Regions from separate parts of the Mus musculus genome. Here region 1 is linked to region 2. Evidence: chromatin loops called from intact Hi-C (ENCODE). Cell type or tissue: heart. All regions are shown on one strand. Each heading gives the region's core, and the rest is flanking DNA. Links, peaks and the distances in the headings are about the cores only.

Region 1 (16,348 bases), core at 4,170-12,169, 650 kb before region 2:
GCTGTGGTACTGATTCTGTAATGGACAACTGGCCAATGCCAATCAGAGATGCCTTTGTTTTAGTAGCTTCCCTCCTTCGTGTACCTCGGGCTTCTACTTACTCTTAGCTTTATAGTCTGTGAGCTGGGCAGGTTTTCTGACCTGACCAAGAACCCTCTGATCATACCCCTTGGGGTAGTTAATGCTCTAGGTGGGAATGTCTCCCCAATGTGTTGGGAGTGTGGGAAGCAACCATGACACGGAGATCCCTATAGGAGGAAGACGGCTTTCAAGGCTTCTAAATGGCAGTGAGCCTGTTGGAAGGATGCAGCTGTGAACATCAAGTAAACAAAGTCTGGGACTTTAGACCATTCAGACCGCTATGCAGTGGGTGTCTGACAGGTGGCTCCAGAAGTTGATTCACATATTAACCTCAGGCTTAGGTATGGCACTCCAGGGCTACTTTGAGTTGTTGAGATCTGCCCCAGACCCTGAGGATGACATCACTTTCCTTGTCTCTGAGCTGAGTTTTCTGCCACCTGAACATTTTAGCTTGCTAGTGTTGAGCCTGCCCACTCTTTACAATGGCCTGTAATCCTAGGGATGTGGACGGTTCGATTCAGGTTTTACGACTTGTGGTTGGTTGTTCTCTGCTCTCAGGATCTTATGGTCACTCAGTGAGAAACACAAGTTCAGTGTCAAGATGGTTCACTGCTCTCAGAGATGTTCAGAAGGACAAAATAGGATTCCTTCCCACTGGTCTATCTCCTAGAGGAACCAGTATCTCACCAAAGCCCATGACTGGGTTTAATATGTCTGAAGGCTTGTCCTGGTGGGGTGACTTGCAGTTTCTTTGCACTGGGGCTTCTGATCTCCTCCTTTCCTCCTTCAGACAGGGGGCCACAGAGCTGTCCTTCTGTCTAGTTTTACTTACTTGTCCTGTGTCACCTTTCTTTTTCTCTGTGTTTTTCAGATATTCTATCACAACCTTTGTGAATGTCTGAAGCTCTTTTACTCTCTCTTTAGAGTAGAGTCTAGTTATTCTTCATATTCTGACTCTTCTAACTCACTGAATCACTTTGAAGTTTTCAAGTCTGTTTTTCATGGAAGTCTGTCTCTTTGTTTTTGTGCTCTGTAATCTTGGACATATAAGGTAGCAAAAAGAATCTATCTTTATAAACTTTTGGGATTTCTTTATTAGCTATCCACTTCTAAAGTTGATGTCTTTTCAACAGTGACCATTGAGTTGGTTCTGTCTTACTTGTAGATTATAAAAACTACTGCTTGGATGTGGTGACTATTTTTTAATAAGTTGAAATAACGTGGCAAATATTAGGTTGCACCCTGCAAAAGATGGTTAGAAGTTAAAAATGAGAATTGCGATTTTAATTATGTATGTGCAGATGTGTGTGTTGTGAAGCTGTGATTTCTTATAAGTCATTAACTTTTAAAAATAGACATCCTTATTAAACAATAAGAAGTCTTGAATATTCATGACAGGCAAATCACTTCTCCTGGAACCTAAGGTGGAATAACGTTTTGCTTTGACACACCAGGCACTGTGCTGTAGTGTAATTTAAAGAGAAGTGATACAAACATTTGATGAGTGCTGCATGGACCAGTGAGAAGTTTAATAGTGAAGGAAACACAATTCATAACTTCAAAATTACATTGTCAGTTGATAGTAATGAAGATTTCTAAGGATTGTCTAGAAGACATATCAGACATTATGCACCTTTAAAGATCTCTGAAGACAGTCACTTGTGAAAGTTTCACAGAGAAGAAAGGCAGTGCTGTGTTGAAACCCATAGCCAGTGGAGGTGTGTGGGTCTGGGTGAGGAAGTTAGGGGCAGCTGGGGTCAGTGGCAGAATGTGGTGGAGACAGAAAGGAAGTAATTTGACAGGTGATTTTTTTTAACAGGTTGGAATAGTTTAGGATCCATTCAAAAGATGTGTAGGCATGCATTTGAAGGGGTTTGAATGGAATGAAGTTGGTCTTTATTTTTAGTCTAAGTGAAAACATAGAAGGCTTTGGAGGAGAGAACTCCAAAGATGAGTATGGTATCTATAAATAAAATGAATAAACAAACATTTATGTAACGTTAGAGGCAGCTGAGTTATTTTTCCTTGGTGTCTTAGTGATGTAACTCTGACAAAAGCAACTCGGGGAAGGAAATTTTTATTTTGGCTCACCAAGGTTGTAACCTATCATAGCAGGAAAATCAAGGCAGCCCGAGCCTAAAGTAGCTTGTCAGATCATAGCCACAATCAGAAAGTAGTGAGTGATAAACAAAAGTCACTGCTCAGTTGCCCTTCTCCATTTATACAGTCTGGGATCCCAGCCAAGGAGTGGTACCACTCACAGTAGGTGTCTTCCCTCCTCTGTTGATGCAGTCATGATACCCACTACCCCCTGTTATCTCCAGAGGCTCACCCCTCAGGTGATTCCAAATTCTCTTTGGTGTGCAAGTAATACTAATCACCACAAGGTATAATTCCATTCCTGTTATAACACACAGAAGAGATGGATGAGGCCAAAAGATGTTTAATATTTGATGCTTCATTCAAGGAAATGTGTAGAAGGAGAGTCAGACTCTCAGTTGATCTCTGGGGTGACTCCCACAAAGGCGCATGATAATTAGAGGAAGCAGCAATTGATCTTGCCTGTTTCTTATAGGATTTTTATTTGTACATCTGAGCAAGACCTTTATGAGCAAAGTCACAGACGTAGAAAGAGAAACCATCATTTTATCCAGTCCGCCTGGGACATGGGCTATCAAAGAGAAGGACTGAGGCTGTGTAAGCAGAATATGGTCTGCTGGATCTGCCCAAAGGCAGGCTTTTAACACTACTGGATGTGGGGCTTCATTTGGTTCAAGACTTAGTCCATTATCCTGGTTCTCCCTCACCATGCTCTGTCTAGCTCTGCAGAACTGATTCAAGTGAGAAAGGCCAAAGTATGTAACAGCACCCCTCCCACAGCCTCTATTTCACCTCATAATTAATCAACCTAAGAAACCTAGGGCAAATCAGGGATTTTGTGGTTAGTGATATCATAAACCATTACAAATGCTGATCCATCGAAGAAAAGATAAATAAAAATAACAAAAGCTTTTTTTTGTCTAACTCATTTTCTGTGTCCTGTTTTTATTTGTTTAAATATTGAGGGAAAAAAAAACAGTAAAAGAACACTATTTAGATAGTTCCTAAAACATGCCACTGAGTCTCCAGTTTATATCAAGGCTCATGGATTGTACAATACCAGATTTCTTGGGTCTTTGTATTTCCTTTTCTCGGTGGGTCAATAAATTAAGTAACACGTCAGTACTAAGATAGCAGATGAACATCTGTCAGGGAGAACTGGTCCTAGGGGCTTTGTGCTCTGGTTTGGAAAATGTTTGATCTCTGTGTGCCGTCATAAAAGATGGGAGAGAGTTTATTATCTTTTATGATCCTGACTTACCAACAGTACCTGACAGAGTGATTGTGCCGTGGCCTCCAGTTGGAACTTGGGATGTTCTCGTTGCCTTGTCCCTGTATGAGGCACAGGATTTGCTGGTGAAACATCAAAACAAGCTATAATATGGCTCTGGCAATGGGATTCGGAACAGCTGCAGGGCTTTCTCCTGTAGGGGGCTGGCAGGAAGAAGAAAAATGAAAGTAGCGCAATCAATCTCTCTAGCATTCTATATATTAATAATGTTTGCCAGCTCCAGACATTGCTTAATCAATACCGGATGCAGGGGCTTGCAATGGTTTGTGATACTTGGATACCTTGTGGAAACAGTCTGAGCCCATGGCCCGGGGATGTGGGGAGAGCCCGGTGATGCCCATACTGGTTCTCATACAAGAAAGGTATCATGGCCTTGGAAATGATGTTTTAAAAAACGATTCTCACACTCATCAAGCTAATTCATGAAATTTTCCAAGAAGGGGCGATTCCTTAAGAAACTGGTGTGACTTCTTTTTCTACCTGGATCTTAGCTGGTCTCCCCAAGCTTTCAAGTGAACCAGCAGAGGGATTCACTTTCCAGACTAGCAGGGTAGATTGAAGGCGCTGACGCCAGAGGGCGCCCATCGGAAGAGTCTGCAGGGTGCTGTGAGCTTGAGGCCCCCAGAAAAACTGTATTCTAAGGGTTCTCAGGTTAGAAAGGGCTGCAAACACTCAAAGGAATCAAAGGAACTCATTTGTACAACAGTCACAGAATAAAACAGAACAAAAGCTACCTGATGCTATCTGATTGTTGTTTATCTTTGATTTGAATGACAAAGTAAAAAATGATTTTCCTCTGGGAAGGTTTAATTGCTTAAAAGCAATTTTTGCTTGGCAGGGAAAGTAGGCTATAGCACAGAGGGACTTTGTGTGTGTGTGTGTGTGTGTGTGTGTGTGTGTGTGTGTGCGTGCGTGTATGTGTGTGTGTGTGAGAGAGAGAGAGACAGAGACAGTGAGAGAGATAGAGAGACAGAAAGAGAGAGACAGAGAGAAAGAGAGAGACAGAAAGAAAGAGACAGACAGGAGAGAAAGAGACAGAGATAAAAGAGAGAGACAGAGACAAAGAGAAACAGAGAGACAGGAGAGAGAGAGATACATAGAAGAGAGAGACAGATAGAGAGAGGGGGCAGAGCGTGTGAGTGAGAGAATGAGGGAGCGCCAGCCATTTTGACTTTCATCAAAACCCCAATATAACAGCTGGATGGATATAACTCCATGTATTCCGCAGCCATGCAGCAGTCATTAGCAACCTTTCAGGCCTCTCTACCTTTGACTGTGCTCTAATGTGAACACACACACACACACACACATACACACACACACACACAGAGTTTTTGCTATAAACAAACCCCCCAAAACCAAGATTCCAATCCAAATCTCAGCCAGTTTTTGTTTACAGCTTCTCCCCTGCCTTTCCATATTTTGACAATCTTATTTAAACACTAAAACCGCAGGGGATGTTGCATGTAACCTGTCGGCGCATGCACACATGCACCTAACAAGCTGAAAGCCAAAGCTGAGGCGGCGATTTGCTCATAAACTGGATAATTAAGGATGTGCCAAGCTACCTGTGGGGGACCTGGGGTTTATCAGTGGTTTTTATTTACTGTTTAGTAGTACAGCATGTTACATAAACCTTTAAGTAAAAACAATTCTATTATAAAAATAGTCCTTTCAAAGCCACAACACCTCCCCTACTGAGTTCTAAAATCACTGGAAAATAGGCAGCAACAATAAACACGGTGCCTAATACCAATAAATGGTCTGCCCACCCGGGCACTCTTGGTACTCGTGAAGTGTATGAGTACTTTGTAAACATGAAAATATCTTTGTTCCCTTTCCTTAACTATGTTTCTCTCAAGAGATCTAGTTCAAGAATAGTTGCCTTTTCTAGTCTGTGTTTTTTGGTTACATTTTACCTTTGATAATAGAGTTCTGAAACTTGGTAGCACATCAGAATGATCTAGAAAGGTTTCAAAGGCATTGATGGCCAGACAGAGTGGTACACACGTGCAATCCCAGCACTTAGGAGGGGGGGGGCGGGAAATCAGAAATTTAAGGGCAGTTTGGATTGCAAAGCAATTTCAAAGGTAGCTTAGACTACATTAGACTCTGTTAAAACAAACAAACAAGCAAATTAAAAAAAAAAACCCACAAACAATTCTGGATTCTGATCTCAGAAGTTCTTGTCTAATTGACCCAAGATTTTAAAAGTCTATAAGAATGGTCTCTGAATTATTCCAGAATCTTACTTAATGCTACTTCCTCCCTCCCTTCTTCTAGTGCTGGTAACTGAACCTAGGGCTTTGCAAGTGTTGGCTAATTGCCCTCCAGCAGAGCCACACCTCCAGCCCTAAACTCTGCACTTACAGCAGTTTCCTGTGTGCTGCTGCTGCAGAGCTCACACCTGAGCAGTAACTGTGGTGGGGAATGCTTGGGATATGTTCTGACCTGGGAAGGTCAAAATGCAAGATAGGGAAAAGGCAGGGTGGAGGTTCTTCCTACATTTCATCTATCTTACATGAGTGGAGTTTCAGTTCCTATGGGCCTGGATTTTTTTCTTAACTAGTATAGGCAACTCCCACTAAAAGATGACCTTTTCCTGAGACAACTTCATCTCCAGTGCACAATGCTGAGAGGTGGTTCACCCAAGGTGAAGCAGGCAGGAGCTGTGCAAGCGTGTGTGGCTATCTCAGATTTCCCTTTTGCTCCCTTGTGGGTGTTAGCCAAATGCTCTGTACTCTGATATTTTTCACTGAAATTATCATTTTTTTCTTCTACAAACAAGGAAGCCAAGGTTCAAGGGGGAAAGTTACTCAAACTAGAGAGGGGTGAGGTGGTGTCTGGTTGGAGTGGTGCCTGTGGATGCTTTGATGGTCCTAATGGCTCTCCTGCCCCCACTCACAGTCTGTCTCTGCAAGCCCCTCTTTTCCTGTTTGGATGACCCGGTCTTGTCCTTTATCAAGGCTATGAAGTCTTCTATTTTGTTGGGCCATGGCTACTCTGATAAACCAATTTATGCTCACATATTAATGGGCTTGTGGGCTATTATCATCAACTCTGACATAGTTATTAAGTGCTTTCTCTTTCATCTTCATTTGAAAATGATAACGTTCTCCTGATGGAGTTTCACTGTGCGCTTTCCACTCTTAAGTATTGCCAAAGTAACCAGTCAGTACAATAGGAAAGCAAGTCTGCCTAGTGGTATGCTCGAGGTCTTATGTGGCAAGCAGTTGCTTGCTGACAATGTTTTCTTTCTTCCAGTTCGGTTGGCATCTGATGGACCCAACCGCAGAATTTTTGTTTTAAGCACTTACTTTTAAAAACCTACTACCTACAAGCATCCGATCCGGGTGGGTTTCACAGCACACACAGTAACGCCATTCATTACTGGGGACTTCCAGTCAGTTCCGGGGCCTGGAGTTTTGTGCAGGCTCGAGCACCCACGGCTTGATTTTGATTTCATTCACTGCTTTGTTCCTTCAATCTCTGTGGCCCTTTTAGGGGCAGAATGGGGACTTCCTTCTGTCTCCACCTAGCCTTTCCAAAGTGGGACGCCAATCCTTCAGAGAGAGGCTTGGGTTAGAGAGACGACCCGTGGTTCCGAGGGTCCCGTGAACAGGTAGCTGGGACTTCGGCTGCCTATTCCTGACAGCTGCAACTGCTAAAACAATCTTGTTCTTTTGTTTTCCACATTTAAAGAAAGACCTTCAGCCAAACCGTCGCCCCTGACCTTGTTTTATATTTCCAATGTGCATTTTATTAACTCCTTTCTCATATGGTGCACACGGAGCTTGCCACCAGATGAGAACGGGGCAAGTTTTGCAATTCTGATGGAGAGAGCAGTCATGAGCATGGAGAGAAGTTTGAAACAAGTTTGGGAGCAGGGGTCTGTTGGGTCAAGCAGAGCTCTGTGTAAAGAGGAGATAAGAAAGTGCTCACGAGGTGTACAAGTCACTTCATTAAAAACCAAACGCAAACCGCGCCTGCGCAGCCAAAGAAGTCCTTCAGACGGGAAGATGATTGAAGGGAGCTAGCTGAACGTGTAGTCTGGGTTCTCAGGGCAGAAATTTATAACTTTAATTCTCCGACTTGACAATTCGTTAAGGGTGAATTAGGCAGAAGCTGGGGGAAAAACTCTGAAAAATGACTTTAGGACACTGAAGCGGAATGAACTTAAACTCTGTCTTACATACATTTTCATTGATTTCGAAAGACGGCTCCTCACAGAACAGCCGGGGAAATACTTTCTCTCTGTTTGAGGAATGATGTACTGCCTCTGCTCCCCCAGATCCGAAGCTAACCTCCTTTTTCTTCCCCTGGGAGTGTAGGCCCGTGTTCAGGGGTGTCTACAGAATTGGCCACAAGAGGGAATTAAACTAAATAAAATCACTATCCGCGGGGGGCCTCTAAATATGCCTTTTTAATTTGAAAATTTTTGTGGGTTATAGTGTAATTCAAGCTTTTCAAGGTTTATTGGGCCATAGCTCACAGACCTCAGACCAAGTCTGATGGCTCTTCACTAATTCGGAAAGCAAAGGTGCCTTTCATCTGGCCGAACCTGGGAGGAAGTCTAGGCGAGTGGAGCTTAGCACTGGGACAGCATCCTTGGCCCTAGGATGGACTTGGCCTGGCGAGGAGGAACTAGCTGTCTTGCACAGTGGCTCACTACTTCGGAAGGCGCAAAATGCCTGGTGCTGAGGATGAAGACGTCGCTCACAGAGGCGTGTAAAGGCTGGTGACTTGCAGCCTGCTGCCTTCTCAGTCAAAACACGCCGCTCTGGGTAATTAATTGCTGTGAGAGGAAACGGACCAATGGCGCCTTCTGCTGTGAATCTGTTAATGGAGAACTTATGGAGAAAAAGTCGAGTCCTCCGGTCCAAATTGGAATGTGAAAGAAATCTGTTGGAAGGTGATGACAGAAATGAAGTAAAACAGCTGTTTCCTGATCCATGTGCCAGGTGTGTCTCACACTGTGATAAATAAGATCTGCGTCCTACTCGCCAGAAAGGGGGGGGATATTACAAGCGTTTATTATGGGGAGGCACGGAGAAAAAACACCCTTGGCTAGCCTTGTTTCTCCTGGCACAGAACAGGGAGCCCTTCGTCGCACAATGCTTGGAGCCGATAATTCCAGTTGTTTAGGTTCAAGCCAACGTGGCCTATTAAAAGCTTAAATTCGATTTTATTGTCTAGGTATTTATTAACTGATTATGAAAAGACATTAAAAGACCCATAATTAAACCAAGTTGCCTCTTACCTTGATGAATTCTCCCCCTCTTCTTACACAATAGAAAAATCTCCTTGGGTTTGATTTGAGGGCAACCGTTCCCTGCCTTGACATTACGGGCTGCAGCTCTCACCTCAGCTCCAGCCGGAGCCGAAATGAAAAGATCTGTGAAAGCCCGTGGTTATGGTTACAAGTGTCCCCCTTGCCCCCCATTAGAGTATGTGCGGTGCTCTGTTCCTCCTGCAAACTGTTGCTGGTTTTCGCCCAAGGCGGCAAGTATGACTCTTGACAGGAGTTTTGAAATGTCTTCCTGGCCTCTCCTTTACCATAGCCCTATGCTAAGGTCAGTATATGTAGCATTCAAACACACAACCCTGGCCTAGGCTGTCCAACTACTTCTAGCTACAGTTTGACCTTGGATAGCCCAGATTAATCCATCCTTTCACGGAACTTACTTTCCATTCTTAGTTCTTAAAGTTTCTAAATATTCTTATTGTATTTCATTTAACAACTGCTTTTCTTTAAGCCCAGCAAGATTGGATATAATGACCTTATCTCCTTACAAGCAGCCAAAAATTATTAAAAATCATGTCCATTATCATTCTTTTAAGTCTAAAAACAGCCAGACTTAAAAAGAAGTCTAAATCTAGCCAGTCATGATTGTGTCCACTGATTGTAATTCCATCATTGGGAGGCAGTATAGGGGAAGGGCCACAAATTTGAAGCCATTCTGGTTTGCAGAGTGAGTTGCAAACTGTATCTCAGAAAAAGCCCAACCCCTCTCAAAACAAAAACCAACCAACCAAAAACAAACAAACCCCCAAAAAACAAAAAACAAAAAACCCAAAAAACAAAAAACAAACAAACAACCCCCCCAAAAAAAAAACCAAACAACTCCCAAAATCTAAATTAATAATATATGTATACATCCTTTTGAAAATGGAACATGAGCATCACAATTTCACTGTTTTTCAATAGCAATAATTACTCCTTGAATGAACTTCATTGGTTGCAGTATTGCCAGTATTTAAAGTAAGATTTAACTAAAAATATAAATAAAGGGAACAGTAATAATGTTGAAAGCACAGATATCTCATTATTATGGAATTATGTTCTTATTAAAACCTCCAGTTTCAGTACCATATCCTGTCACTACTGTTCAGTCACTTAAAATTGGTTTGAAAGACGAAGAGTCCTAAGTCTTAAACAGGCCCTGAAGCGCTGTAAGGAAGTCAAGCACAGCGTTTAAGCAGCATTTCCTGCACTGCGGGCAGGATCTGAAAAATTATAAGATCTCAGTCACAGCTATACTTCTCTTGAGGATCACAACTGGAGTTTTGTAGTCACGTGCATGACCACGTATTTATAAAGTCACCGCTGAGATTTTGAAAGAAGATCTCAGCTTTTAAAACCTCTTCTAATAACACGAGCAGGGGGCAGTCGAAGTAATTCGATATTTGACATCATTTACTTTTTTTCCCTTTCCTCTTGCCATTCAAGTGCTGAGTCACTGTTCCTCTCTAAAATTGAAGATACAAAAATAAACACCCTTATTGGCATAGCAAGCTCAGTTTAATGTTATAAGAAAATGAAAGGCTACTGTCTATAGTTGAAGATTGCCCAGTTTATTTTGTAAAAATTGGTGCTTGAGAGATAAATCACTATTCTCAAAGTAAATATAGCTTATTGTTTTTCTTAATCAATACTATTTTAAAATATAGTAACATTTGTTTAGGCAATATTTGCTTAAGGACATTTTCTTTTCTCTTCTCTCTTTCTTTCTTTTTTCTTTCTTTTCTTTCTTTCTTTCTTTCTTTCTTTCTTTCTTTCTTTCTTTCTTTCTTTCTTTCTTTCTTTCTTTCTTTCTGACACAGTTTCTCCCTGACTGTTCTGGAACTTGCTCTATAGACAAGTTTGGCCCTGAACTCACAGAGCTCTGCTTGCCTCCACCTCCTGAGTGCTGGCATTAAAGGTATATACCATCACTGCCTGGCATCATTTTTTCTTTATAAAATCACTTCCAAGTGGAATTTTTTTTGGTTGCATTAATCTTTTAAAAACTATTTATTGTTAGTGTGTGTGTGTGTGTGTGTGTGTGTGTGTGTGTACTCCTGTGTGTGTGTGTTCCTGTGTGTGCACCCACATGTGAAAGGTCAGAGGACAGCTCATAGTGGCTGACTCTTTCTTTCCCCTATAGGTTCTGGTTCTGTTATTAAATTCAAGTCATCAGGCTAGCAATAAAAGTTCCTTTACTTCCTGAGAAGGTCACTGGTACCATTACATTCATCTTGAAAATATAAGGTTAGGTCATGGGTTGGTACTACAGTTGGAAGGTGGTCATTCATTTGTTCTTTCTTTCACCCACTCATCCCATAAAGATTAGATAGACTACTTAACAATAGGCACCTCTAGGTCCCAAAGACTTAGCAACACAAACTTACCCTGAACAGAGGACTACTTGCGGAAAGAGGGAGGAAGTGTGACTCAGTCAGTTATTTTATGTCTTTATACCGTGAGAGGGGACCTAGAAGAAAATAATCTACAAGTAACTCAGATTTGGATATGGATAAGATGGTATGCTCGAATGTTTGGCTTTTTACCCCGCTGATGTGTCTCTGAGTTTCCCTCGTGTGTCTCTGCCGACCATTCCTTCTCCAGTTCTCACAGCACATGAATCATGTCCAACATGCCCACAGCCCACACTCTCCTGTCACTGTTGCTGAAATCCAACCGTTGTCACAACACAGCTTTTCCATCTCTAGCTCTGCTTTGGTCTGAAGAAAACACAATTCCCACAGAGAGGTGGATCTACTCTCTATGACCTCCCTTGCAAGGTCTGTGTTGTGTTTCACGTCTAAAGAGGACTTTGGGAACAAGTAGACAGTGGAGGAACAGCTCAATGTCCCTTCAGAAGCTCCTTACCTCGGCCTTCAGGACCAGGAAGACTGTGGGCCCCTCCCTTTTGCCCCACACCAGCAGTCCTTGCCAGGAAGCCAACTCACCTCCCAGCACCCTAGTCAGTGACTGTTGGCAGCTACAGGGCGAGGTGTCACTGACTGATGCATAATTATGGTGGACAGAAAAATGTAGACGTGTTAGCAAAGTCAATATTAAGGAGGCCTCTGTCTTCCCAAATACTGTAAGTGAAAGATATTTCTAGGGCATAGCCAATTACATTCTCTGCTTTTATGACCAGTCACAAATGTATTTTTTATTAGCTGGTGTGTTCAATGTTTTGAATGCACAGCCCTTATTTCAATCTCGTTTTAGTTTGTGGTAAGTGTGGAAGGGTTTTTTTGCTGACTTGAAATAGTGAAGCTGCTCTCCTTGAGCTGAGCGGAGGCCTGGAGCCCTGAGTGTTTTATTCCACAGCCTTCTGTGATTCTTGCCTGTAAATTAGTCTCTGAAGTGGTGTTTATTGCTGAACCAAGAGGTTAAGACAGCCTAATTATATGTTTGTGCAGGAGAAAACACCATGCCCCACCGTGAGCAATTATCCTGTCCCCCTTTCACAGTTTAATTTGGCTCCAGCTAAGAAGAATGAGGAGATGGCCTGTCTTCACCACAAACTTAGCTACCATGCATTTTCAGTGTTAATTAGAAATTCCGTTCACTGGGAAAGTAACTTTATAGAGTCACCCAGCTTCCAGTCAAGTGGAGGGCATCTGGTGAGGCGACTTCAAGTGTCTTTGTGGATCAGCTCTCTAATTCCACTCATGGGGCAACATGTGGGTGGGACCCTCACACATCACTCCTAGCTTCCTTTAGCGATGCCATTTTCTTGTTCTTTTTATTTTTACACACTCAGAGCAATGAAAGCAAACACAGCAGAGACTGGTAGGAATCTGGGGTGTTGTGCACAGTATTTGTTTTAAAGGAAAATCCTGATTTTTCCCCCCAAGGGACTTTTTCTTATGTAAGTAGGATGCAGCCAATAAAAACCAGAACGAGAGCAACAGGTCAATGTCTTTAAAGTTGGTCATAAAATGTATCACAACAAAGAATCCTTAGGGTAGAGATTGCATGCAGGAGTATATGTCTTTGTTCTTGGACGCTTCTCTGTCACAAGGGCAGCATATTTCTGTTTCTCTTCAAAAGACATGGGCTCATATTTTCATGCACAGGCATATGCTAAGGCCTCACAAAGCACAGGTTCAATTTCCTCTTAGGAAAATAAAAGATGCCCTTCATGTCTTCTAGCACTCAGCCAGCAATGCGCATTGTCATTGAAATGAGCTGAGGGATGAACTGGCCCTCTAGGAAACAGTATTTCAATAGTGGTCCAGAGCACCCTGCTGGGATGGGCTCCCTCCAGGGAAACAGGCTTCTTATTATTAGCAAATTTCCAGGCTATCACTCAGTTCTCTCATCTTTATCCCATTTCTGGAAGTTCTGTTTTAAGGATGTCTTTCTCTTGCCCTCTACCCCACTTTCAGCTCTCTACTTTCTTAACCTCTTAGATTTTTTTTTAAAGTAAACCTTGTTTCTCATTGGCTAGCTCTGCTCTGTTAACCACCCCTCCCAACCCCGGTGGGTCTTTCAGGCAGTGTACTTGAGGTGCAGACAACCATAGCTGATAGCATAAGGAGGCACTTGGATGCTCATGTCTTCCATGTATTTTCCCATTTATTTCAAGGGCATTTCTTCCATGGCTTAAGGCAGCTAAGACACACACTTTCTGGTGATTCTTTGGTGGGCCTTTTAAAGATCTCTCTTCTCTGCCTGTGAGAAGAAAGTGAGTATGGCGAATGGAAGCTAGCATAATGATTTATAACTGTTCCATTATTTTTAAGTTCTTTTAATAAAAGAAACCAAAGACCATACATTTACCTCAAGGACATTATACCAGGCCATCTTGCTGCTGTGTCTTGTTCCATGGCACTCCCCAGTAGTTTTCAGCCAGAAACCATCTGCATCTCTCATTTGAAAGTTATATGCCTACTATGTGCCAGGCTATATTCTCATAAATGTCATGCAGAGCTGCTGGCTGCTCAGGCTTGTTTCTGCTCTGTCAGAGTGCACAGTTTTTTGGGGACACACATTGTCTCTCTAAATTAGAATCTAAATCACCTTTAAACAAATAGCTTTAACCCCATCAAGTAGCATGCTGTATTACTCTTGTCAATGAGATACTGACTTCTCATTTCCTCAGGAGTATAGTAATGTTTTTAGGGCATCTGAGTGAATCAGTAGGAGGCTGGAGGAAAGAAATGATGCTATGACAACAGTCTTCTCCAGGAAGTGCTCTGTGACACTTTACAGCATGAGTTTCCTTGGCTGTAAATGGAAACATCACTTTTATTTCTTCTGCTGAAGTGATGGGATGAAGGCTGTAACCAAGCTGTGCAAACACATGGCTTGGCCTGAGCCCAGGGCATTTCTATGAAACTATGAAGTATCCCTAGGCCTGGAAGCTTCTAGTCTCTATAATCTAATCTTCTGCAAGCCTGGACTGCAAAGGCTTCAGCTTCTAGCCTCTGTCTGCTAACCTAGGCTTTATGTGTTTCAGCCTCTGAGACTTACTACTGAATAAACTCAATCTTTCTAGCTCTTTCTGAGCTCTGGATGGCTGGCTCAACTCATATGTCTGGCTCAAACTCATCTCCAAGGACTGATTCAAAATGGCTTCTTTTGGCTTCTGACTGAATTGCTCTATTTGGAAAGACTGCTTCTGAACTCCACTAACTGAACTGCTCTGAATTGAACTAAACTGAATTGAATTCTCTCTCCCGCACTGTTCTTCAAGTATCCTCTCTTTCCTTTCCGTTCTCACGAGAGTTGGGCATATTCTATCTCTGACTCATTCTGTCAAATCTTTCTGTTTTTTTCAATTTTTTATTAGATATTTTCTTCATTTAGATTTCAAATGCTATCCAAAAAGTCCCCTATACCCTCCCCACGCCCTGCTCCCCTACCCACCCACTCCCACTTCTTGACCCTGGTGTTCCCCTGTACTGGGACATATAAAGTTTGCAAGATCAAGGGGCCTTTCTTCCTAATGATGGCCAATTAGGCCATCTTCTGCTATGTATGCAGCTAGAGACATGAGCTCTGGGGGTACGGGTTAGTTCATATTGTTGTTCCACCTATAGGGTTGCAGACCCCTTCAGCTCTTTGGGTACTTTCTCTAGCTCCTCCATTGGGGGCCCTGTGTTCCATCCAATAGATGACTGTGAGCATTCATTTTTGTCAAATCTTTCTCTGATTCATCACATTGTCTACTCCTCAATTAGAAGTCACCTTCAAACATGGCTGCATCCGCCTACACACTAATCTACATTTCATTGTTAGGGATTAAAGTGTATACTAAGGGTGTGTCTATATTCCAGCCAGACCATATTGTAATACGAGGTGTGTCAGCACTCTGTCTGGATTATATCTTTGGATGTGATTTCTTGCTGGAGCAGCCATGTTGCCAGATTAAAATTCTTCTACAGTTGACAAACATCTGATTTTGACTGTCTTTTTCTTCTAGAGAGACATATAATAGTTTATGAAGATCTTTTAAAAAGGAGAGTTTTTGTTTCCTAGTGAATAAATTCCTCCTCCTCTTCCTCCTCCTTCTCCTTTTCCTCCTCCTTTTTTCCCCCCACACTTTGATTGTAGGATATAGAGAAATCAAGCTAGAACTGATTTCAAAACTTCCTTCCTGCTGGCCAGCTTTCAGAAGGTCAGAGGTGCTATGTGAGCCACTGGTGGAGAAACGTCATTATGCTATTTCCTAGTAGTGAACCCTAAGGGCTATAATACCAATGTTCTAGGAAAGATGTGCCAATGAAGGTTATGTCAAAGAGGTGGTAACTAACTAACTTCTGGTGGGATTTGAGCCCTTCTACATAGGAGGTATTTCATGCCTGGTACTATAAAACTGATGAAAAACCCATCTTGGAGATGCCATAGGTCCTAGTGGGAGACTCACTCCTGTAGTTTTACTAAATGAACATATTGTAAAACTGCCTTTTAAATATTCATGTCTATCCTTTTCTGGTGCTAAAGTGATAAAACATCACAGACAAAGGCAACTTAGGGAAGAGAGAATTTATTTTCACTTACAGTTCCAGAGCAAGAGACTATAAATGGTAGGGAAGGCATAGTAGCAGGTAGCCACAGGAGGAGGCTGAGTGCTCAAATCTTCAACCACATACAGGAAGCAGAGAGCCAACTATAAGTGGGGGCAAGTCTATAGACTTTCAAAGTCCACTCTGAGTGGCCTAGTTTCTCCAGCCAGGCTGCACTACCTGCCAAACATCACCACCAATTCAAAACCAAGTGTTAAAATACTCAAGCCTGTAAGGACATTGCTCACTGAAACCACCAAACTCACATATTAATGTTTCTCTGAACTGGCCAGAGGAGCTTGTTTCTCCAGTGGACAGCAGTTAATGCAGAGATTCATAATTGGTCAAACTTGTGAGAAATAAGTGACCATTGAGTGCTTAGTCCTACCTGGGACATATATATTAACCCTAGTATCACCACCACCAAGGCTCCATGAACATCATCATGGCAGAGGAGCCATAAGGAATGTCAGAGCTGGAAGACGGGGAGAAGTGCTGTTAAATGCCATTACTCTCATGAACTCACTCCAGATGTGGCTATACTGCATGAGATCAAGCCAACAAGATCAGACAGCATCCCACAGACAG
Region 2 (16,348 bases), core at 4,255-12,254:
TGTACAGAGCTAAACAGAGAATTCTCAACAGAGAAATCTCTGATGGCAGAGAAACACTAAGTGGTCAATGTCCCTAGTCATTATGGAAATGCAAATCAAAACAACTCTGAGATTCTACATGGCACCCATCAGAATGGCTGAGATCAAAATCTCAAGTGACAGCACATGCTGACAAGGATGTGTAGCAAGGGGAACACTCCTCTATTGCTGGTGGGAGTGCAAACTTATACAGTCACTGTGGAAATCAATGTGGTGGTTGTCTCAGAAAATTGGGCATAGTTCTGCCTCAAGACCCAGCTATACCACTTCCGGGCATATATCCAAAAGATGCTCCACAATACCTATAAACTAACCCATAAATCTTGTTTTAAAAATCAATTCCAATAAAATATTTTAAGAGTAGAATCTAGAATCAAAGCATCGTTGAGATGGAGAAGCACATGAGATGCTGAGGTACTCTAAACAGGGAAGAAGGAAAAGGAATAAGGCATGAGCTACTTAGCACAGGGATATGCTCCAGGCCAAAACTGGTAGTCCTCATCATTACAGATGAATGATCCGTAGCCTAAGACTCCCTGAATAAACGTGAGCCTAGCAGAGACTAGAAGAACCCACCTGGATCCACCACCGGGGCCCCAGGCAGGAGTGAGCCCAAGAACAGATGATCCCCACATGGGACCATGAGGGTGGGCCTGGGAAAGGAGTGAGCCTGACCATGAGCCAGATACCATGGGAACTATGGGAACTATACTATGGGAAGCTAGCCTGAGATGACCCCCTGCCTGGTGCCATAATGCACAAGTGGGACATAGCACTCCAGGGACCACTCCTGAGATGACGTCAGATACTCAGAGGACCTGGGCACCACTACCAGGAGCAAGTAAGTGGTAGAGAAATAGAACAAAAGGATGTAAGCACAATGAAGAGAGGCAGAACTGGAGACTCAGGGGTAATAAGGAACAGCCTGATGTGAGTAGTTGGTGATACCACCTTGGACCATGGTGGGGTCCTGGCCTATGTTGACATGAGGGGCGTATATCTGGGCTGTGGCCCTGCATCAGCAGGGGTCTCTTACAACCAAAGGCCAGGTGGACATCCCTGGTCTTGGCTGCTACGCAGGGATATGTTGATGTCTACGGACTGAGCAGAACTGGCCTTACTCCTCACCTGTGCATAGGGGAGATCTGGCCTTGGGGGGTGTGACAGAGCACGTGAGCTGACCCTGCCCCTCCCCAGCTGCAGCTCACATCACCCAGGAAGCACAGTAGAGCTGGCCCTAATTGAGAGAGTTGTGGCTGGACCAGCTGAAGGGTATGAGAGTGGGAGAGTGGGCTCTACCACTTGTCTCCCATGCAGTTGCAGATATCCTCCTCCCCGCTTGTCCCTTGCCACATGAAGTAGGTGGGAGACCTGGCCCTGGAGTCATGAGAGCAGGAGAGTGGGCTCTTGCCTGGGCAACTGACCCTGGGGGTTGTGGGGGGCATGGGTGAGCTGGCCCAGAGGACATGAGCATGGGAAGAGATCTGGCCCTGCTTCTTGTCTGCTGTGCGGTGGCACAGAGAAGGGAGAGATGCCCTCCCCTTCCTGATGCCCTCACCACCTGCGGCTGCTGGCCCAACCAGGACATGAGAACAGGAGGTCTGTCCCTGCCCCTCACCTGCTGTAGCACGTGGGAGGGGCAGCACAGTAAAGCTAGCCCTGGACTTGGGGATTTCGAGTGAGCCGGCCCTAAGGGTGTGAGCATGAGGGAGCTGACTCTTGTCTGCTATGGGGTGGGACAGAGGAGGGAGAGATGCCCTCCTCCTTTCCCTAGGCCCTCGCCACCTATGGCAGGCAGCAGGCAGGAAAACTGGACCTGGGATCATAAACGTGGAAGAGATGGCCATGTCCCTCACCAGTTGCAACACTCAGGAGAGTGACCTTGCCCCGTGCCTAGGCAGCAGGGTCCTGCTAGTTCTGGTTGTAAGCGTTGCAGGTGAGCTAGCCCTGAGGGCCTGGGGTCCAAGAGCTGCTCTGCCCCTTACTGGCAATATCATTGGATGGGCCAGCCAGGACAGGAAAGGAGAGCTGGCCCTGGTGGTGTGGGTGTGGGAGAGCTGGCAGACTGAGCAGCTCAGATACCTCTCAAGGTCAGACCCAGGGCTTTGAGTTGGCCCACCCCAACATCTACCCCGTTGATGAACCACAGGAGTATGTAAAGGGACCGGTCCTGCATGTCCAAAGCTGCAGGATCTCCATAACACAGGGCAACAACAGGATCTCCAAGAGATCTCCTTTTGAGGTTCCAGTTTTGACGGTGTAGCAGAAACCAGAGTCCTCGTCCCAGACCAATGACGCATTGCAATAAACATCTGCAAGCAAGAGTGTGGACCAAAGGATATACTGTGGGGCACACTGAAACTCTGCAGCTTCTACAGCAAGACTTTTTTTCCCTTTGTTGACAAGGCCAGGGGGGGTGGTTATAAGGGTTGGGGGTGATGAGGGGAGGGGAAAATGAATGGGATAAGATATGAAATTCACAAAGAACCAATAAAAAAGATTTCTAGAAAGATATAATTGGAGCAATGGAAAAGATTGATACTTTTTTTTTTTTAATTTGAGAAACGCAAAGCAAAGGACATAATTTTCAAAAGCACCCAAAGGAACATATAAAGAACTTCAAGTTTTTCTTAGAGACCAAATATATATATAAGTTAGAATGATTTATATCTTTCTGCTTATCAAAGATCTCATGGATTTTAAAGGTTATGTTCTCAAATCTGCTCTAATTCTTCTGAAGGGTAACTGGCAGCCATCGCCACCTGTTGGTGGTGAATGGGAGTGACCTCTTGTTCTAAACCTTGCTTTGTGGCTTCTCCCTGAGACCTGATAAATCAAGTTTGGAAATACAACAGCTGTGTGTGTGTGTGTGTGTGTGTGTGTGTGTGTATTCGGGTGCACGCATGTCTGTGTCTCTCTGCACATGTGTACAAGTGTGTGTGCCTGCCTATTTGTCCGTATCTGTGTATATCTGTGTCTCTGTGTGCACACATTCACACTTACTTTGATTGAATATATTTGTTGCAAGAAATTGTAATAAAGAAATGCCATCAAATGAGGAGAATATTTGTCTGCTATCAATAGAAAACTCTGTTCAGTACACAAATTCCATGATTCTGTTAATTTAGTGATGGATAAAATATTAAGGAAAAAAAGTCCTCATTGATGATCTAAAAAGTGATCAAGTGTTGTGTCCGGCCAGCAGATCACAGCCTGGGTTCTAGCCTGGAAAGGCATTTTGGAAACCTGGAAGAGAAGAGGGGCTAGGCGGCGAGAGAAAGAAATGCAGCTAAGACAGTCATTCTGATCAAAGCTCAATTTTACTGTTCTGCACGCAGTTATAAAGCAGGGGAAGGGGACCCGATTCCCGCCAATTAATCTCGGGGTCCAGTAGCAGGGTGACCACGTGCACGGCTCCGAACAGCAAAGCGGCAGGTTCCAGCAGTGGGCATGGCAGAATGATTGAGCAGGAAGCTCCACCCCTGAGCAAGCAGGTTTCAGGCTGGGGGAGGGGAGAGTACAATCAAGGAGTGACTAAGACCTGTCTGCATCATAAGTCCTTTTCTTGTTTTTTTTTTTTGTTTTTTTTTTTTGTTTTTTTTTTTTTGTTTTTTTGGAAAATTTATTTTCTTTATTGATCACTTTATTTATTTACATCTCAAATGTGGTCTTTCCTGATCTCCCCTCTGCAGCTCCTTTTCTTGTTTTTAAAGTCTGGGATTATAGATGTCAAAGGCAAATGAAAATACAATTAGACGTCTTTGCATTTTTCTTTTCCTTTGTGCATGTGCATACTTTGTCTTTCATATTTTCCTGCAATAAATACATACTGAGCCGGGCAGTGGTGGCACTCATCTTTAATCCCAGCACTTGGAAGGCAGAGGCAGGCAGATTTCTGAGCTCAAGGCCAGCCTGGTCTATAGAGTGATTTCCAGGAAACCCTGTCTATAAATAAATAAATAAATAAATAAATAAATAAATAAATGTTAAATACATACTGCTTTCCTCATTAGAAAAGAAGATGCTTTTAAATATGACAGCAATTCAGCAATTACAGAGGGGAAGAAGAAGAAATCTGAAAAATTAATGTGTTCTTTTGATTGTGTCAGAGGGATAAAATCAAGTCTCACAGTGCTGGCAGGTGTGCAGGGAGCACCCACACACAGGAGCTGTGCAGGGAGCACCATCACACTGGAGCTGTGCAGGGAGCACCCGCACACAGGAGCTGTACAGGGAGTACCATCACACTGGAGCTGTGCAGGGAGCACCCACACACAGGAGCTGTGCAGAGAGCACCATCACACTGGAGCTGTGCAGGGAGTACCATCACACTGGAGCTGTGCAGGGAGCACCCACACATAGGAGCTGTGCAGAGAGCACCATCACACAGGAGCTGTACAGGGAGCACCATCACACTGGAGCTGTGCAGGGAGCACCATCACACTGGAGCTGTGCAGGGAGCACCATCACACTGGAGCTGTGCAGGGAGCACCATCACACTAGAACCCCAACAGCTTCCCGTTGTTAGCTTGTTTGTTTTCACTTCTGAAGCCTCTAGAATCATATGCCTGTGTTCCTTGTATATCTACCTGCCTCTGCGGAACTAATCCTCCCAACTCCTGCTTGCCTTTAATCCCCATTTCAAAACCCATTTCCTCTTAAAAAAAAAAATGTCTTCCCCAAACTTCTCTAATACTCGGCACTTTTCCACTAGCAAAATCTGTGATCTGTGAAAATCAATTCACCTCCCTGGGAGCCTGTTTTCCTGGCAACTGGGAGTGGCGAGTCTATATGCCTCCACAGGGTTGTGATGCAAACATAATGCTGGTAGCCGGGTAAGGCACGGTAAGTAAGCAGTGGCTTTTTCTTTGAGTCTGTCCCATAACACCCTGGCTCCAGGAGATATTCATAGTTATATACTTTTAAATTTTTTTCTAGGTGAGAGAAGGAGCATTTTAAACAAAATAGACTTTTAATGAAAAAATATGAAGCTACTTTTTCTAAATCTGAGTGAAGGAGGGTGTGGTCCCTCTTCCACGTTCCCTGTTTAAAAAGATTCTGGCCCTCTGTTTGCAAAGTCTCTTCAGAGCCTGCACATTTTCGATTTTGCTCCAGAGAGGGCTGCCTTTGATTGCTTGCTTAGTTTATCATAGTTTGGTGAGGGAACTTCTCAGAAGATCTCTTGCTTTGATTTCCTGTTAAAATTTTACATCAATTCATTAGCTTGTTTGAAAGATCTTTGAAATAGAAACTGTGGGGTTATGAGGGTTAACTCCTAAACCTATTGTTTCTGGGGTCTAAGAACCTTGTCTGGATCAATTTTAAGGGAACGGCAAAACCTGCAGGTGAGTACAAGAGAAAGGAGTCCAGCGGGCTGTTTTTAAATAATGAATTAACCACTTGTTCTGGGAAGCTGAGAAAAAGCCCAGGTTCTGAACAGAACGGCCATCCATGCTAATATGCATGTGTGAATTATTACTTACAGGGAAGAACCCTCTGCCACTAGTATTGAAATATTTAGAAGTTTCACTGAAGAAATGCCCTGGAAAATACGCAGCATATCGTCCTTGTGAGCACTCTGGATTGTCAGTTGTTTAGCTGAGACACAGGCTGGCGGTTCCCTCCAATTCTCAGTCTAGAAACCACGTTTGAGTTGGATCTGAAGGTCTTGGTTCTCTGACCCTTGGTGACCCAAACAACTGTGCTTAGAGGCAAGCAAGGTGGGAGTTTAGTCTAAAATACAGGATGCCCCCAGCTGCCTACGCCTAGACACAGATTAGTTGTTCTAAACAATTAGCTAGGGAGCAATCCAATCCCTGGTGACAATTAGGATGGTTGAGACATCCTGCTGACAGCTGTGGTGACAGCGAAGAGTAAAACTACCCCAGACTGAATCAAGAAACTTGGTCCTTCTGATTTACAGGCAGGCCCTCCTGCCACCACATATGGATTTTGAAAGGACTGAAAAATGACCCAGAAGAGCCCCTGCTGCAGAACGGGACACGAAGACATGATTCCCTGTAATCCGAGCAGAGTCTCTGGTGCTTCTGAGGCTCACACTAGCAAGGCAAACTGGCAATGCTCTTCCCCTACAATAAAGTAAAAAAATTTTTTTAATTTTAAAAGAACATCGAGGTGATTTCAGAGAGCGCACACCACAGAGCTGAACACACCAACCCTTTGTGTCTTAGAAGAACCACTTTTGAGAAAATACTACATTTAGGGAATCCAGATGCCAACAAGTCACCTACTGTCTTGCTACCTCTCTGAGACAGCAAACATTTCCATGACAAATGTAGTGAAGAAAGAGTTGTCTGACTTGAAAGTTTTTGTATATTTACATAGGGTTATTTTCCAATTCCTCTATCAAGTCAAGAAGCCTGTGAATGTGCTCTTAGGCAGCTCCTTCCTGAACATACAGGGGAAAAAAAGCACACATTTCTTCAAACAGTGTTCTGAGGAATGTGCCCACACCTCGCATCCCCTCTTCCCTGTGAGAAAAAGAAAACTGGGACTTAGGAGGTAGATTTCTGTTTCTGCTCTTCTTTTTGATCTTCGGGTTACTGGATCTTAAAAATAAACCTAGAAGATAATGCAGCAAGTTTTTGGAGAAGCTGAAAAAGACATCATAAAACAAGGGATTGCAATCAGCAAAGGGCGGTGGCAGCTGAACTCATTAACAAAGCCAGTCCTGTCCCGCCCCTCTCGGGACTGTTAGATAGAAGGGATGTCACACAATCCAATCCAAACACGTTCTCTGTCCATATTGGGTTAAGAAAATACGGTGCCTGTCATTGTCTCCAAATGACAGACACCCACAGATGGAAGGTGGGGGAATCTGACTTCTGTTCAGTTCACCACCCCAGTTCAGCGCATAAAGCCTTCCAAGCCACCATGCCAACCCTGGCCTGGGCACGGAATAAAACTACTGCTCCCTTGCGTGCCTCTGCTGTTAGGGAAAGGAAAGCCCTGGGAACACACATCTCTTCTTGCCTTTGTTGTTCAAGGACAGAGATTTGCCCCTTAAGTGGGTATTGTTCTCTTTAATGTGGAGTACCTTAAAATGGCTTTACTGAATCAATATGTTTTTTGAAGTGTAAACCTTCTATTCTGGCTTTCCAAATCATTTTCTCGATGCCTTAGAAGTTATTGAAGCAGCATGAAATTTGGCTCAGTGAAAATAGCCGTCAACATCTGTGATACATGCTTTATGTTGTACTTTTTAGTTTCCGCAGCCTACCCATGAAAATTCAACTTTGCGCTGTGAAAGTTAACTTTGACTTCCTCACTGACTGTATATATGGAAAAGTTTTTTTGTTCACATAACCATGGTGTGGAAACAGAAAATCAAAGGGGGACCAAGTTTGATTTTCTAGGAAAAAGTCCATACACACTTATAAAAAGAGAATTTGAAAGTAGACACCCTTGCTTAATTCTATGTTCAAATGAAACCCATCAGACCCTCTGGCTTTCATTCATTATTTTGAAATTATAGACAAATACTTTCTGTACTTAGCAGATGTTGCATCAGGAACTCATTTCCAATATATGATATTAAATGTATGTAGTCATCTCAACAACAAGGGCCCTTTCTCAGAATCAGGCATGTAAGAGGTTTTTTCCTATAAGAGTACTTGATTTTCTTTTAGCATGTATATACTTCTGTAGAAAATAACATTTTTCAATATTTAAACATTAGATTTAGCATCTTATATCTGCTGATATTAAAGTATTATTAAAGAGTCCTAGAATTACATCATATATTTTTAGAAATACAAAATTAATTCAAGTAGAGCTGATATATTTATACTTTCTAGTGAGTTTAAAATCTGAACATGAAAAAATGATGATTGTGTCCAATTAGTTTTATATCATATCTGATATTTATCTATTTATACATAGGGAATATTTTTAAAACATTTTATAGTTAGGGTTAAAATATTTTTATATCTTTAGAAGTTTAGTTGGTTAACAAAACTACCGTGGGTAGCTAGCTCATCATGACATTTTACTTCTAACAGGCTCTTAGAGTCATAGAGAATAGCATGCACAGTAATTAATGAGCAGATTATTAAAGAACTTATGACCAGAGCAATCAACACTCGGGCTTTCTCCGCGTATTCAATGATTGGGGCCAGCATCCCGATCTGTGTGATATGTAAGTCAAGAGAAAAGATGAGTAACGTCAGGCAGAGAAAGTGCGATCCTACTTGTGTGCATGAGGTTTTATATCTTTTAAAAGTATAGAGATGAAACGGACTCCTTGAAAGTTCAAATTTGTACAGATTTTTTTAATTTACTACAAAAAAATTTCAGGAAAAAAAATTAATTCTAACTGAAATTGCGACAGCCTTACCACTCCTTTAGTCCTAAACCTTTATTTCTGTCACCTGTATAAACATACTTGAGATAGCTAAGAATACAAGTACCCAACCGACTTTTAATTACTTCGTTATTTTCATCAGTGCTGTCGGCCGGACGTTTTTTAATGTAAATATTTTACATGTACAGTGAGAAAGAGCCTGAGAATAAGATTCTTGTAGCTGGAGCTGTTGAATCCGGGCCTCGCAGCGCCACCCTATGGCAGACCTAGTGAAGCACACCATGGTTTCCTGGTCCCTGCGGACTAGCTTTATTCTCTGGGCCCATTTAAAACATCAATTCTCAACAACTTCATTTTCTGCGTGAGCGGCTGAGTGGTTGCTGACTTTAGAAATCCGTTTGAATCATTCCTACTATGACATAAAGAACTGCCCCCTCCACAACCCAACCCCAGAAAGAGCAAAAGATGTGAGGAGATTTGAGTAAATGAATCCTGCCACAACAAAGAACGCCTTGTGAGCTGAGCCAGGACTCCAAACTACCAGCGAAATTATCAGCTACAGTAACTAACCACCAAGACTATTCATAATGTTTTCTATATCGTTACTTTGCAAGGAATCATAAGTTTGAACAACTGCCAAGAGGAATAAACAAAAATAAATACAATTAACGTCTCTTAGATGTCAAATCAGAATTTGCATGTGTGGGCTATTACATCTAGCAAAAAGGAGAAACACCAGAGGATGGGATGGAAATTGGAACCAATGCAAATAAAATGCACTTCGAAATGGAAATTAAAATCCTTTATGGATTAAAGACAGATTTTTATTTGTTGGGGTTTGGGGTTTGTTGTTTTTGTTTTTACAGCAGCACATGTCTCCCTTCCCAACAGATCCCAATTATATAGAGCAAAAATGTCATTATTACCTTTCCAGTGGTCCTTCTAAAGCTATTTTTAGGTTACATGAAATGATGTCACTGAAATTGTACCTGTCACTTCCGTATCCACCACTTCAGAGCAGACATGTTTTCATAACACTAACTCCACGGCTGCTTGCATAACAAAAAGAGTAATGTTCCAATTTCAATATTAGTGAATTCTAAACACACACACACACACTCGCTCCACAAGGGAAAATGTAGGCAAATGTCACCAGCCCAAGACTGAGCTCTCCACAAAAGGAAACTCTGGAACAAGAGAATTTAGAGTCTCGGCCAACGTTTCTGAACCCTCACGACCCCTCCCTTGCTGGCAAAAAAAAAAAAAAAAAAAAAATCTTCCAACTTAACAAACAACTTTTGGAGGTATAATGGGGGTGAAAGCAGCATCGATTGGAGGATGAGACACAGTTCTGTGAAAAAAGTTCAAATAGTGCAAAATTCTCCAGGGAAAACATTGGAAATGTGCACAGAGCAACCATTAAATGGCTCTCCTCCTCCCAGCCAGTCCTCCTCCAGGGACCACGGTCTGCAGGACCGCCACTGTCCTCTCGGTCGGGGCTTCTTAATTTCAGGATAGCAATGATAGCTAATCAGGTCAGTGAGCCGAGCTGCCGATGCTCTCTCCAGGCTGTGAAGGAATTGTCTGCAAGTTTTAAAGATGGCTCACGAAAATGTTTCATGTAGCTACATTTTTGTGTGAAGGCTCAGCAATGGACACACACACACACAGGGACACACAAACACATGCAGGGATACACAAACACATGCAAATGAACATCCTGTCAAAGGAAAAGACAGTATGAAACAAATGGACATCTTAAGACTTCACATTTCATCTTTAACATTACATTTTCACAAATTATACACTATAACAAATAGAATATACATCATGAAACAAAAACATCTTTTCAATACTTCACACTCCAGCTTAACACTGCTATATTTTTCACAAAGTACAGAATGTAGAAAATATGAAGGTTTTTATAAAACATTTATTGTATAAAGAATAATAAATAACACTGAGTAAGAATTGCAATGCAGTTATACTTCAGAAGCCCCCACCACCACCATCCCTCAGTATTTTATCTCCATTCCCACCTTGCCCTCTGTGATATTCATTTCCCTTTTAAAACAACAATTCCACCATCTATGTGACGATTAACGGAATGATTTCACATGATTTTATCTGCTGCCCTTTAGAAGAAGCCCATTTTCTCAAGGGTGGGACTTTCAGAGAGGCCGTGAGCAGCCTCTTCTCTCTCCTAGCCGAGATTCATGTTTCCCAGGGTACACAGCCCCTCCACAAGTAAGTGTCTAAGTGGTCCTGATTCCAGCTTGTTAAACTGTGGAGGGCTGTGTGTGTGTGTGTGTGTGTGTGTGTGTGTGTGTGTGTGTGTGTGTGTTAACCACCAGGGTCTTCTGTGGATCTAGGATCAGTCCTGAGTGTAGGCTGCCATAAGGTGGCTGGGCAGCTCTAATGAGTGACTTCAAGACATGAGACCCATCATCCTGTTACCTTGATTCCTAAAGCTAGAATCATCCCTTTGATCTAAGGCTGTGTTTGAGAGCAAGTAACCGTGGGACAGGCATCCTGTTCTGCTGTACCAACTCTGTACTCATGACGATAATAAAGCTATAGCTTGGTTTCTAGGATCTTGATCTACAGGAGAAAGTGAAGCTATGGCAACAGAGGGATCTCTTCACAGGAACTCTTGAAGACCTGCAATTGACAACTGTTAACAGCCACACTGGCTAAAAGTAGAAAGTGCTTTGAATTTCAGCCAGCCTGCCCGCAAGGACCAGTGTTTCCATACTGGATGGTGGGGACAGAGGCTGGCTTCCCAACACAGGTGGCACGACACCAAGTTTCCTCCCCAGATTTCTTTCTGGGGTTTCATTGTTAAAGAAATGCCAATAACTTATGAAGAAGGTAGGCGTGGAAACCAGTGTGAGGGGAAGATCACTGAAAGAAGCAGCTGCCAGTGCTTTGACAGGTCAGCCCAGAAAACATGGATTCTTCTAGGTAGTAATGCGGAGCCTTCTTGCAAAAGATAGTATTGTGACTCAATTACTAAATAGGAATGAATGGTGATTTAAACGAGAAATATCCCCCACAGACTTGTGTACTTGAGTTTTTGGACCCCAATTGGTGGTGCTGTTTGGGGGGGGGAGGGTTATAGAACATTTAGGAATAGCCTTGCTGGAGGAAATGCATCCCTGAAGGGAGGGCTTTGGTCCCTGGGACCCATGCAGAAAGGTTAGTGGAGCCACAGAAATCACTGGCCAGAAAATCTAGGCAGTCAGTGAGCTCAGAGATCAGAGAGAGAGCCTGCCTCAAAATAAAATAAAATAAAATAAGGTGGAAAGCAACAGTGGGAGACATTCAACCTCTGAAACCCCCCACATGCATGCACACCCACACACACATACACACACAGATCATATACTATACACATATATTCACATATATACATACACACAATAACTAAATAAAGGAAAACCTATGGTTCAATGGAGAAATCTAGTGTTTTCTTGCTAGTTTTTAGTGCATTTGAGTGTTGCCTGTGTGTGTGTGTGTGTGTGTGTGTGTGTGTGTGTGTGTGTGTTCTTGTGTGGGGTGCACATGTATAGGTATATGTGCATATGTGTGCCTGTGTGTGTAGATGCAGGTGATAAACCCTGAATGTTTTTCCTCAGGCACCGCCCACCTTGTTTTGTATTTGTTTTTAGACAGATCTGATATTTAAGCCTCAACTCGATGAGTAGATGGGCTGGCTGCTGGGCAAGCTCCAGAGATCTGCTGTCTCAACCTCCCCAGCCTTGGCTTGATCAGGACATGCCACCATGCCCAGACTTTCGACTTGGGCTCTGGGGATAGAGTTCTGGGCCTGATGCTTACCCAGAAAGCACTTTACCAACGGAACCATCTCCCCAGCCCTCCAATGTATTTTCTAAATTGAGAACCGGCTGTTGAAACAACAAAGCACACCCTTTGATCCACAGTCCCTGGTCTTTATAAGGCTCTGCCTCTAGAGAGATTTTTGCAACTGCCTTACAAATCTAACAGTGCAAATAAACTTGTTTTTAAAGAAACTGTCAAGATTCTGATGGCTAGTAAGAAATTTGTTATGAGTTATTCTAATACTCTTAGTCACTTCTCCTCTGCGGTGAACTAAAAGCCAACAGATTGGTAGAATTTTCAAACAAATATAACAAATGTTTCCACTATATAGAGTGAACAACAAGGTTTTACGGTGATAGACACACAAATGAGTTTTAAGATGATATGTAAATTATAGGATAATTAAAGAATAATTTATATGCAACTAAAGTGTTGATCATAAATGCAAAAAGCAACACAAACAGATAACGTGATTTTATAGAGAACTGAGTATTTTCTCTCTATAGATTTTTATATAATAAGGAAGTTTTCCAGATTCTCATAGACTTTTTTTGACAATGATAATACTTAGTGCTATTAGTAAAGTTATCCTCTAAAATGGGATTGTTTTAATACACTGTTGCCTTATATTGTAACCTTAAATCACATGTGTAGTATCTGAATAACGGGGAGTCAGTGTCCCACTAAAATGACAGGAAATGATACCAAATTGTATGAGCAAAAGGGGAGAAAGGAATTCTACAGAAATATAGTACTATACATTTCTTTATAAGATTTCATATGCTTCTATACAGACCACAAAAGAGGAACAAACTATTGTATTTTGGTCATTTAAAGTCTAAAACAAAAAATCATCACCAAACATTTTTATTTGTTTCTTTGTGTTTTTAAATGTTTCTGTAGCATAGAGTAATTCATAATAGGTTTCATTATGACATTATCATGTTATATATGATAATGTCATAATGAATACACACAGACATATTCCCACACTCCTCCCCACTCTCTATTAGCCCTGGTTCTACTTTCACATCTTCTTTTATATAATGAATGTTTCTGTTTGAATACAATTCATTTATTTTTCAACTTCAGCCTTTATTATGCAATTCTACTAAATTTTGCCATAATACAAAAAAAAAAAAAAAAAAAAGTCTTGCCCTGTGGAAACAAACGTCTCCACCATTTTTTCTTCGGACTAATTTGATACAGCCATACAGACACTTTGAGCTTTTTCTAGGACTGTATTTTTTTTTCTGACCAATCATTTTAACTTTTGAAACATCAAACCTCAATTCCCCTTTCTCAAAAAACCATGCTTTGAGAAATGCCCAAGTATTTTGTATTTTCAAATCCTTGAACAGAAATATTTTTAAGTCCTCATTACTTATAGAACTTTTCCAGAAAGCAACATGACAAGAAAAAAAGAAGAATGCATTTTGAAATAAGCACCGCTTATTTACAATAGTGAACTGAACTTTTTAAAATCTAATTTTAGCTAGTAAAAACACAGTAGAACAGGATGACGTCCATGGAGCAGAACCATGCTGTTCTGAGATAACATGATCATTGCTAAGCAGAAATCTGTCAAGTCCAAGAAACGATGTAAGTTTCACAATTCCTTTATTCCCATCCAGGGAGTTGCAAATCTACTTCCTGTTGTTTTTATAAAATACACTATTTGGAAGCCTGAAAAAGGTGACGTTATTGAAAATCAGTGCTTAAGTTAGCTGTGAAATTGCCTGTTGGCATTCGGGGTCTGACTCTGTGGTGGATGAAATGTGAGTTGCGAACTTCGGTGCTAAATAATTCCATTGCACAGGCACTAATTTACAGAGCCACGTTTTACTTAAAGTCGGAAAGCAAGTCTAACTAATAAAGTAGATTCGCCCACGGATAACACTTTCCTTCCCACGATCTGTGATCGGTTTGCTCTGCAGATCCTCTCATTTGGGCTGGTTGAATGTCAAAGTCGGCCAGCTCTCCCAGGACCCACAGGTTCTTAGGGAGGTTCTGCACATCTCCTCCTGAGGAGCGCTTGAGCCCGTGCCCCAGGGCATCTTTCAACAAAAGTATCAGATTTGCCTGTAATTCTGAAGTAAATGTTTTCTTGGTCTGTCACCTTGATTTTATTAAAGGTACAGGGTACAAAACATTAACAAAAGTTGAAAAATTCTCATAGAGGTTTTAAAATGTTGCAAATTTCTAACCACCAATCATTTTTAGCATTTGTCAATTGTTTGCACATGGCACGGATCTCATATTAATCAGTTAAATGGGATACCACAGATGTGTTCAAATACTTAGCTTCTTTTTTAAACTGTAACACTTTGATGCTTAGATTGTAGGCAATCCAGCTAGATTCAGGACTCTATTTTACATTTACTTTGCCTTGCTTGCTCTGGTTCGTATCAAGACTTTTCAAATAATATAATTTGAATATTTAAGAAAAAAATTCAGTTGATGTCAGCCTCAGTGGTTTAACAATCTCTTCTTAAAGATTCTATTTCCAGAAACCAGCAGGCTAGAGACTAATTTTATTAAATCTGTATTGACTTTCCAGGCTTCTGCAATAGAGAGGCTATCCGAGACTTGCTTCACAGTTTTGTTATCTTAAATAATATTTGCACAATTTAGAAAAAAAACTGGTCTAAAATTAAAAATTAAAACAAGTTGAGGGCCACATGTGCAATGTATGCACAAATGATATATACACACCAGTGCGTGATTTCAAAACTTAGGCACACAGAACTACTGCCACTGACACCCCCAAGTTTTTCTTAAAGGAAATGTTCCTTGGAGACAGAATTACTTGGCAGAGACCTATTTCTTAGCTGCATAGTCTGAGTTGCTGAGCTAAGTGCAAATTTTAATTAAGTGTCAGGAGCGGTCCAGTCCCCGTGTGAAGCACTCCTGGCCTGCTGATAGGCGGAGGAAGCAAAACAACTGTCTTTCGAGGGGGCTGCCGTGCAGAGGGGCTGAGTTGTGTGTGGTCCCTTCCACGTTTTCTGTCATCCCATTTGGGAACCGGCTCAGGATCTGTTTCTGTTGGCACTTTCCTCCTGTTGTGAATGTAGTCGTACATTTCTCAAATGCTCTGCTGGTCTGAAACACTGGTCATTTGAGCCTGAGGCTATGATGGACAGTTCCTACCATCAGCTTCAGCATGGGTGATAAGATTTCTCAAAAAAAGGAAGAGAGAGATATGTTCTCCAAAGCAGAAGAAATAGTACCAGCCCAGGGCTAGTCATACTGTGCCATCTGCCATCTGCCCTCTCCTCTCCTCTCCTCTCCTCTCCTCTCCTCTCCTCTCCTCTCCTCTCCTCTCCTCTCCTCTCCTCTCCTCTCCTCTCCTCTCCTCTCCTCTCCTCTCCTCTCCTCTCTTCTGCTCTCCTCTCCTCTCCTCTCTTCTCCTCTCTTCTCCTCTCTTCTCCTCTCCTCTCTTCTCCTCTCTTCTCCTCTCTTCTCCTCTCCTCTCCTCTGCTCTCCTCTCCTCTCCTCTCCTCTCCTCTCCTCTCCTCTCCTCTCCTCTCCTCTCCTCTCTTTTCCTCTCCTCTCCTCTCCTCTCCTCTCCTCTCCTCTCCTCTCCTCTCCTCTCCTCTCCTCTCTTTTCCTCTCCTCTCCTCTCCTCTCCTCTCCTCTCTTCTCCTCTGCTCTCCTCTCCTCTCTTTTCCTCTCCTCTCCTCTCCTCTCCTCTCCTCTCCTCTCCTCTCCTTCTTTTCCTTTTCTTTTTCACTTCTTTTCTTTTTTCTACAAATGTCCAAGAGTGCTTTATCTCTAGTTGGGGACAGTAATGAGGAAGCCACGCCCTGCTGGGTCCACAACTTGAAAACTGAGATGAAACACACAATTTTCCAGGGTTCCTTCGATTCACTGAAAGCCAGATAGCAGTTGTAAATGCTCTACAGATGGCTTGCCTTGGAAGCTGCTTCTCGTTGTCCGCCCTGGGTAGGGACATTACAGGGTTTCATTTCCTCCCTCCTCACACTGCCTCTACAAACATGCAGTAATGTGGACAGAGTCCCTCCTATTTCGTATGTAAGTGCTTCTTCAGCCATCAAGGGAAAAAGTGAAACTGTGTATGACCTCTGTGCATTTACATATTTCTAATGCATTTAACATATATCTTACTTCAGGTAACTTCTA

The links. Peaks named below come from ENCODE experiments on the same cell type or tissue, not always from the same donor. Only the 100,000 strongest peaks of a DNase experiment are listed, where the experiment ranks them.
Region 1: a loop joins it to region 2, with 2.7 times the contacts of the local background. A loop is called at or near these places in 5 of 42 quality-filtered maps.

Annotation. Positions count from the first base shown.
Region 1 is chr9:88,061,066-88,077,413 of GRCm38, reverse strand. No RefSeq gene overlaps it. Among named protein-coding and RNA genes, the nearest start is that of Gm23176, 48 kb to the right of the region's middle. In heart, for the core only: no CTCF peak of the experiment used is centred there; a DNase peak (open chromatin) is centred at 8,293; H3K27me3 peaks cover 5,668 bases.
Region 2 is chr9:87,411,865-87,428,212 of GRCm38, reverse strand. No RefSeq gene overlaps it. Among named protein-coding and RNA genes, the nearest start is that of Cep162, 160 kb to the right of the region's middle. In heart, for the core only: a CTCF peak has its summit at 8,621; no DNase peak of the experiment used is centred there; H3K27ac peaks cover 579 bases; H3K27me3 peaks cover 496 bases.